2 separate regions of the Homo sapiens genome follow, and region 1 is linked to region 2. A link is a contact called in ENCODE Hi-C or POLR2A ChIA-PET data. All regions are on one chromosome and are shown on one strand. Each heading gives the region's core, a stretch centred on a gene start or an enhancer-like site at or near the end of the contact. The rest is flanking DNA. Distances are from core to core; before and after follow the strand shown. Region 1 overlaps PLXNA4 (plexin A4). Region 2 holds the start of PLXNA4-AS1 (PLXNA4 antisense RNA 1).

The links. A loop is a pair of places that touch in the nucleus more often than their neighbours do. ChIA-PET counts read pairs that join two places held with the same protein, here RNA polymerase II (POLR2A).
Region 1: a loop to region 2 is called in a map of ascending aorta, with 7 times the contacts of the local background. The contact joins the enhancer-like site here to the promoter of PLXNA4-AS1 in region 2. A Hi-C loop is called at or near these places in 8 of 168 maps with a recorded cell type or tissue (CD8-positive, alpha-beta T cell, DLD1, PC-3 and 5 more). POLR2A ChIA-PET finds 5 or more read pairs at or near these places in 1 of 52 experiments (activated CD4-positive, alpha-beta T cell).

Annotation. Positions count from the first base shown.
Region 1 is chr7:132,398,216-132,402,130 of GRCh38, forward strand. The region is part of intron 3 of PLXNA4 (plexin A4); the gene reads right to left. Among named protein-coding and RNA genes, the nearest start is that of PLXNA4-AS1, 48 kb to the left of the region's middle. Within about 2 kb of position 2,539, at least 3 of the 41 ENCODE cell types and tissues checked have a DNase peak (open chromatin) inside an H3K27ac peak, as active enhancers do.
Region 2 is chr7:132,350,877-132,354,694 of GRCh38, forward strand. PLXNA4-AS1 (PLXNA4 antisense RNA 1) reads left to right here and starts at 1,458. Exons shown (of 2, transcript NR_199030.1): 1 at 1,458-1,505. The region is part of intron 3 of PLXNA4 (plexin A4); the gene reads right to left. RefSeq lists enhancers at 947-1,482, 1,483-2,017.

The sequences.
Region 1 (3,915 bases), core at 1,289-3,788, 48 kb after region 2:
TGATCCATTTGAAACCTTTGGATCAATGCTAAGCAGAAAATAAATATAACCTGCCATTTTCATTATTGATATTCTCCTGTGAAACTGTTGTGACTTCAGAGGACTGATCCCAAAGCCTGCCAGGAAGACCCTGCTGAGTGTCCCGCTCTCCTGAATAGCCCATGTCCTCACTATCACAGGTTCTATTCGTGTCGCAACAAGGAACCACACATCCAAGGCAGCCAAGCCAGGAGGGCCCTGGGTGTGCGGGAGTCAGCTCTGTGGAGATGCCGTCCATGCCCGGTCTGACGGGAACCCCAGCTCTGCGTTTCTCCTTTTCATGAAGCCAGTGAGCCAAAACCACCCTCCTGGGCTGGCCCAGTTTAAGAGCCTGGGCTCCAGGGACGCAGGGAGGCCCCTCAGCCCAATTATAAATCAATCTAGCAGCACTCACTGAGGCCATTGCCATAAATGGCTCTAAAAGCTCAGCCTCTTTCGGCCCAATAGGCTCAGGGCTCCAGGATTAATGAGCATCAGCTGCCGGCAGGCTGGTGGGGACAGATGCCGACCTAATGAGCACAGTGGCCCAGCCCTCGCCAGCTCGAGGTGGACAGGGCTGATGAGCAGGTGTCATTGTCATGATGCCCCTTTGCCAAGTGTCACTTTGAAAGGGAGGGCTGTTGTCATCAAGTGGCATCTTATTACCCCACCTCAGGACACCCACAGGAGATTCTAAAGGCTGTCCACAAAGATGGCCTTTGTGGCTGCCACCTCCACTCCTCAGCTGGCCCTGGCACCAGGTTTTTCTCAAGGCCTCTCAACCACAGGGCTGGATAAGGGTTTTAGAATCCTGGGCATCCCCTCCCATCCCATGCCATCTGATTGGTGCTGCATTAAAGTACAGAGGTCCCTGCTAGAATTTCCCTCAGTCACGTCTCTATTACACCCACGGGCTTCAAGTTTGCCTGGAGTATTTACACACAGTTCTGCAGATTCAAATGGATTCAAATGGGCGCAAGGGCTCAGCATCACACTGGTCACCAAAGGGACACAACCCAGTCCCTGCAAGACATATCAGCTTGTATGTCAGTCAAAGACACAGGCCTTAGAGGGACTGATCATAAGCATAAAACATAGCAACAACAAAAATAGTCATGATCACTTCTTCAGCATTTATTTTGTGCCAAGCACTGTTCCACGCTCTTTATATGTGCTGGCTTATTTAGTAAATGTGAATGAAAGACTCTGAATAATAAGAGTCACGTTATATTAAGGCAGTCAATGCAGGTGAAACAAAAAAAGGAAAGATCACTTCGGCTGACTGGAGAAATCAAGAGAGGCTTCATGGGGGAGGCGGGACCACACTGGTCCTAGTGCAGTCTGGGAAGAGTGTTCCAGAAGCAGAAGCAGGCACACCTGGGCAGGGCTACAGTGAGTTTGCTGAAGGTCACACATCTGTGCTTTGGAGGGCAGAGCTGCAGGGCCACAGGTATATTCAATGTAGTGGGTTCTGGCATCTGAAAATGTTGTTAGGATGAAATTTCAAAATCAGGTTTTATTCCTGATGAAAGTAGACTGCTCTTAACTGGGGCTTCACTGCTTCTTTTCCATTTCTGTTTGGAGTGTGATTTTTTTAAGGTAAGATGTACACGCAATGAAATGTGCAGATCTTCAGTGCACACTTTGATGAGTTTTTGACAAATGCCTTCACCTGTGTAACTAACAATCCAATCGAGATCTAGAATACTTTCATGGGCATGAAAGGGGAGGAATGTGACCTTTGTGATCAGATGGTCCCATACCTACATCTTCTGGGCATTTGTAAGTTGGAATAAATCAAAATAATCAACTTCCTCCCTTACCCCACGCCAGTCCACCTCCTACCCCCGGAGAAAAAATAAAATAAAATTCATCCACATCTAAACAGACAAATGCCTACCTAGTCTGTCTGTGTATTTGTTACCTTTGTGCCCCAGAACCAAGCTTCATACCAGGCACAGAGTGAATGATCCATACGTGTTTCTTAAAAAAAGGAATTAACATCCTCAGATTAAGGTCTCCCAGGAAGTAAAGGACTCCACTTTCTCTAAGTTCCCATGTGACACTGACAATTATATTTTCCTGTCCTCTCTGTTGAGATTAGGAAGGAGTCCCTAGGAGGATGCAGAAGAGTATCCTTTTGTCCTGTCTCCTACCTGTCACCCAGACTCTTGTGTTCTCTACAGCCAGTCCATCTTAGGCCTCAAATTCCATATGTTTGACAAAATCAAGCAGGTAGTTCAAGGTGCTCGTCTCTCCTCCCAGCTATTCAGCAGACAAAATCTGTGACATAATGTACCCCAGCCTCAGACACGCTCACCCTTCTTTCCCAGGCCCTGTGTGAATGGGCCAGGCCACTCCTTGATAGTTTTCAGGCAAAACACATGAGAACACTCCCAGGAAAGAGAAGCCTCCAGGGGTACCATCCGTATGCATACCACGCATTTACTTCCTAGCCTCACCAGCGTTTTGGGTGTGGCCACAGCTACTCCCCAAACCTTTCATCTTGCAAGTCCCTAGATGTCCTCCTCGGGAAAGCTCCCTGCGCACAGCTTGTGGGAGACTGCAGGCTCATAAACAGCATAAGCCAGCATTCCAATCAGATTATTTCTCACTTGCAATATTGCACAAAGAGAAAAAAATAATGCTGAACATTCTGTTCGTGGAAGAAAAAATAGCAGGAGAAAACTGTCACATTGTTTGGTCTATTTTCAATTTCATTCCCGAGCCCTGCAAATAGCTATCTGTGCAAGCAGGCCAGAAGAGGACTCCAGCGACCTGACATGCACGATCTCAGATCAGGTCTCTAGGGCCTGTGAAAAAGGGAGAGACCTTTGGCTGGCACATATCTACACATGTGATAAAATTGCACAAGACTAAATACACACTCGCCAATGCAAAAAACTGGTGAAATCTGAATGGATAAGCTTGGTGGGTTGTACCAGTCAATTTTCCATTTGTGATATTGTACTATAGTTATGCAAAATGATGCCACGTGGAGGGGAGAACTGAGTGAAGGGTACAGGAACCCCTCTGTACAATTTATTGCAATTGCATGCAAATTCACGATTATCTCAAAAGGCAAAGTTAAAAAAATGCGCTTCCAGTGTCTGATTTAATGGGACTAGGTTGCAGCCTGAGCATCAGAGTTTTAAAAGCTCCCTAGGTGGTTCTAATGTGAAGCCCAGGCTGAGAACCTTTGCTCATGAAGGTTGGGAAGGTGAGACACACACATGAAATCCAGAAACAATCAGCATGTGATACAGTACCAAAAGCTTCATGAATACTTGTGGAGCAAATCAGTGAACTGCTGAACAGACGCATAAGGTTAGAGGAAGTCCGGTAGGATGAGGGAAGACTTCATGGTGAAGTGGAACTTAATCAGGACGGGGCATAAGTGGAGAATTCAGAGGACGGGAAAGGGCCCTCTAAGCCAATAAAGAAGGGCTCAGAGATTGTGTGGCCATACTGGGGAGGAGGGGAAGAACTGAACTTGGGGACAGCTGAGGAGTGAAGATGGATAAAACTTTTCATAATAAACTGGCTCTATCCCTGTGCTTAGACGAGTGGATCTTTCAAACACCTGAACCAGCTCTAAGTCCCTGCAAATTGCCAAGAGCAATTTTCAGCAAAAAGCCAATTCCCCAGAAGGCACTTGGCATCTCTCAGATAAGCAAAAGAGGGGGAGGCTGGAGAGGCTTCAGAATATAGTATCGATGGGTATAAAAGTAAGCAGTCCTTGTCATGGTTCATGTCACTTTGCCTGACTGCACTTCAGCTGGCCTTAGATTCCCCAGTCGAGAGCCCAGCCAGGTGCTAGAAAATACCAGAAATGACCCGGGAAAGGGTAAAATGGAAATCTCAAGCCTACATACCAAAGCGAATGCACTTGACTCA
Region 2 (3,818 bases), core at 208-2,707:
AACAATGCAAAAGTCCATCAGATAAAGAATGGGTGAATAAAATGTGGTATATCCATACAATGGAATATTAGTGGCAAGGAAAAGGAATGAAGTACTGATCCATGCTACAATGTGGCTAAACCTTGAAAGCATTATGCTGAGTAAGAAAGAAGCCAGACACAAAAGGCTACATATAAGATTCCTTTTATACACAATGTCCAGAATAGACAAATGTACAGAGAAAGATAGATTAGTGGCTACCTAGGGCTGGGGGCCATGTGGAGCTGGAGAGGGTGATGGCTAAGGGATTTGAGCTGTCTTTTTGCAGCAATAAGAATGTTCTAAAATTGATTGTGGTGATGGTTGTGCAACTCTGTAATTATAGTAAAAGCTACTGAATTGCAAAAGCCATTGACTTGTACTCTTTAAATAGGTGAATTATACCAAATGTGAATATATCTCATTAAAGCTGTTTTTTAAGAGTACTTTAAATTCAAAAACTCTGCTTTTTAAATGTTTGAGAATCCTTTGTCCTTATAAAGAATTGATTCAAAGTTCCATAAAGCGGATTCAGTTTCCAGATTGTGTTGATAAGACTTGCCCATGGCTGGCCACCCCGTCATCTCTAGCAGAGGGTGTGTGAGAATGGCCGTTGGCTCCAGCTTCCTGGGAGGGGAGACCCAAGGCCCAGGAAGAAAGCGATGAGTCCTTTCTCATCCAAAGGTGCATGCCCAAGATACCTGCTTTGAGGTACTTCCCATCCACCTTCTCCATTACAATGGAAGGCAACAAAGCCAACAGGAAGCACCTTGTCCATGTGCACCATGAGTCAAGTCACATGTAGGACCCAGCCAAGGACCTAGAGTCCCTGCCACATCCCAGAACCACACTTAGGTAGCAGGTACCAGGCCTCTGAGCTGGAAGCAATGTGGGGGAAGATGCGCCCACCTCCTGCTCACTCCTGCCTCTCTTGGTCATTCCACAGAGTTCCAGAGAAAGAGATAAAGGAGACAAAGAAAGAAAAGAAGAAAAGAGCATGCAGAGACCAGTTGGAAAATAAAAGGGGGCCAATTCCCTCTTATTAAGCCTGTTATTAGGCTGCGAATCAAATTAAACCACAGGGCTTTCCACTTACAGAGTGCTATTTTAAGGCTTATTAGACTATATTAGGATTGGCATACATTTCCACTGACATAATATCGGCCTTTAATTGGATTTAAGGGCGAGGAGGCTGCATTCAGCTGGAATAGGGTCCCTGCAAGGAGAAACTTGCTATTCTCCTCACAGCTTCCCCACTTCCCCTGCTGGCTGCCATCCCAGGGGCTGGGCAGACCCTGTAACCCTTTCAGATCCAAAACACAGCTTTTTTCCTCCTCCTCCTCCTCTGATAAGTGCCCAGAGGCCGAAGCAGGCCCCCCTCTCGCCTACGTGTGCCCATCCCTGACTGGCCAGCTTCCGGTACTCGGTGGCTGTAGGAGGTGCAGAGCTGTGCGTGCCTGCCGAGGCTGGGCAGCAGACTTCAGACTGTGAGTAGAGCCCCAGGGAGGGAGGCCAGCCTCCCCCTCCTGCTTCCAAGCTGCCGTGGGCGAGATTGGCAGTGGGAGGTGCAGGAGTTTTTCATGGGACAGTGATGAAAAGGGGGACTTGGGGTTGGAAGCAGAGTTTACCTTGACCTTTGAATCTCCTCCCATCCCCTGCCTGGTCAATCCTTGAAAGACCCTCAGGGGCACGTGGTAGAACCTGAATACAGGAGGGATATGGGAAAAAGTTCACACACTATGGGGAAGCGAACACTCTCCGGGCTGGTGGCAGTTTCCAGACACTTGTGACCAACTTCTCAAAGCTGCAGCATCCTCCTACGTAAAATAGGAACACGCTTTCCTTCCACTCGGGATTGCTTTGAGAATTAATTGAGATAATACAGCTAAAGTGGTGAGTAGGAGGCTTAATAACGTTTAGTGCCTTCTCCCCTTTGCTGTACAAATTTCAGATCTTTCTACCAAAAGGCATCATAAAAGTAACAGACCTCACCAGTCAAGTACGTTGCAAAATAATCTTGGGAGGGGAAATATCTTGGTACAGAGACAAGTATGTATGAAATATCACTTCCCAAAATATTGCTCAAACATGAAAAAAAAATCCCAAATTCCTTAACATTTTCCACTAATATATGTGAACGTCGCCTGCTCCCACTTGCCAAGATGTTTCTTGGCTATACTTTGATGTCTTCAATTTCCACGCTTGTTTTTAGCTCTTCTGCCAGAGCCATGTGCTTGTTTATTTTTACTACATTTTTATGACGTTTCTGCTATTGCAATAAGTTTTGCATTATTAGTTTTATCAAATAACAGAATGTCTGGTTGGCTGGCTGAGATTTATTGGCCCAGTTTTTATGGCTCCATCCCAGAACACTTTTTGTGATTACTTTCTAAGTTGTTCTTAGATCCATTCTTAAATATGTGCTTATTCCTTTATTAAATCACATCTGAGGACTAATTGTTATGGTATAAACTTAGCATCAGTGCAATGCCAATTGCTATAATCTTACCATTATTACTTAATCACAGGTTTGTGTACTCGGTTCTATGCAACATATATATATATATATGTTGGAAAAGTTGCTTGGAAAGCTGAAATTTACAAACTGCATTTCTTCCTATATTCACTAGGAAGTTTCTCCTCCTAATACATATTATCTCACCTTGAAATATCTGTTTGGCAAGTTCTGTTTATTTGGGATGTTGACTTTCCTGAAGCTCGAGGAAAACCTTATTACAAAACAAAACAAAAAAACACAAGCATGATTTATTTCATCCCTGCATTAGCTTCCTCTGCTGTTCTTATTTGACCCAATAAGTCTATGAATGACTTGGTTCTATGGTTGAGAGGCAGAGAAAGGATGAATTTCCTCCATTTATTATGGGGAGAACTTGAGGTGGGGGGCAAGCAGTATCTTGCTCAGCCCTGCAATGAGGTGTCAGTTGTCCTGTTTTCTGCAAGGAAGGTCCTCATAGCCTGGCAATAATGAAGTCTGTTGTGCTTCTTGAAAGCTTTGCAACCCCTGAAAGTCTGAATTCTTTTCAAGTCAGATCTGTTTTCCTCATGGAGCCTGAGCCCAGGGTTTTCTTCTCCCGTCCAACCCCCAACACATGTCCTCATTGCTCACTGACCCCCAGAGAGTTCCACATCAGTAAGAGTGGGACCTCCTGGAATGTTCCCCCAAGGGGACATCAAAGGAGCAACTGTCCTGGCGGGTTTGGATTAATGGCATCTGAATCATTACAGCCAGAAATGTGTATGCCTGTAAGCCTGGGGCACCAACAGTGTGTGCGTGTGTGTGTGTGTGTGTGAGTGCACTGCACACTGAGCCTGTGCATATTAAGGGGTTTAAATCAGGAATGAGCGCAAATCCACAAACATGTATCCCTGTGAACTCACGGTACTCACAATTTAGCCAGGAGGAGTTTTTATTTGAAACCCACTGGGGTCTAAAATCTTTTTAGGGCTCAGTTTTCTGGAGTTGAAGTGTTTTACATTCCCACTTCTGCTCCTATTCTACTACAGTTCTTCTTTCCCCATCAGGGAATAGACTATTCTGATGGCAGAGGGTGGTAGGCAGGAGCCTTTCATAAAAATAACTTTTGATCATAATGCATCATCATTATCATCAGCGCTATTTAGCTCTAACGCAGGTAGGTCACTGGAGTAGGGGCAGGCTTCTTGGTGAATGGCTCTTGGATGTGCTTTTTTGTCCACATGTGTGTGTCCTAATGTACCCCTGCTCTGCAGATGGCTCTAATTAATCAGGACAGTGAAAGCTCTTGGAGAGGGATTCTTTT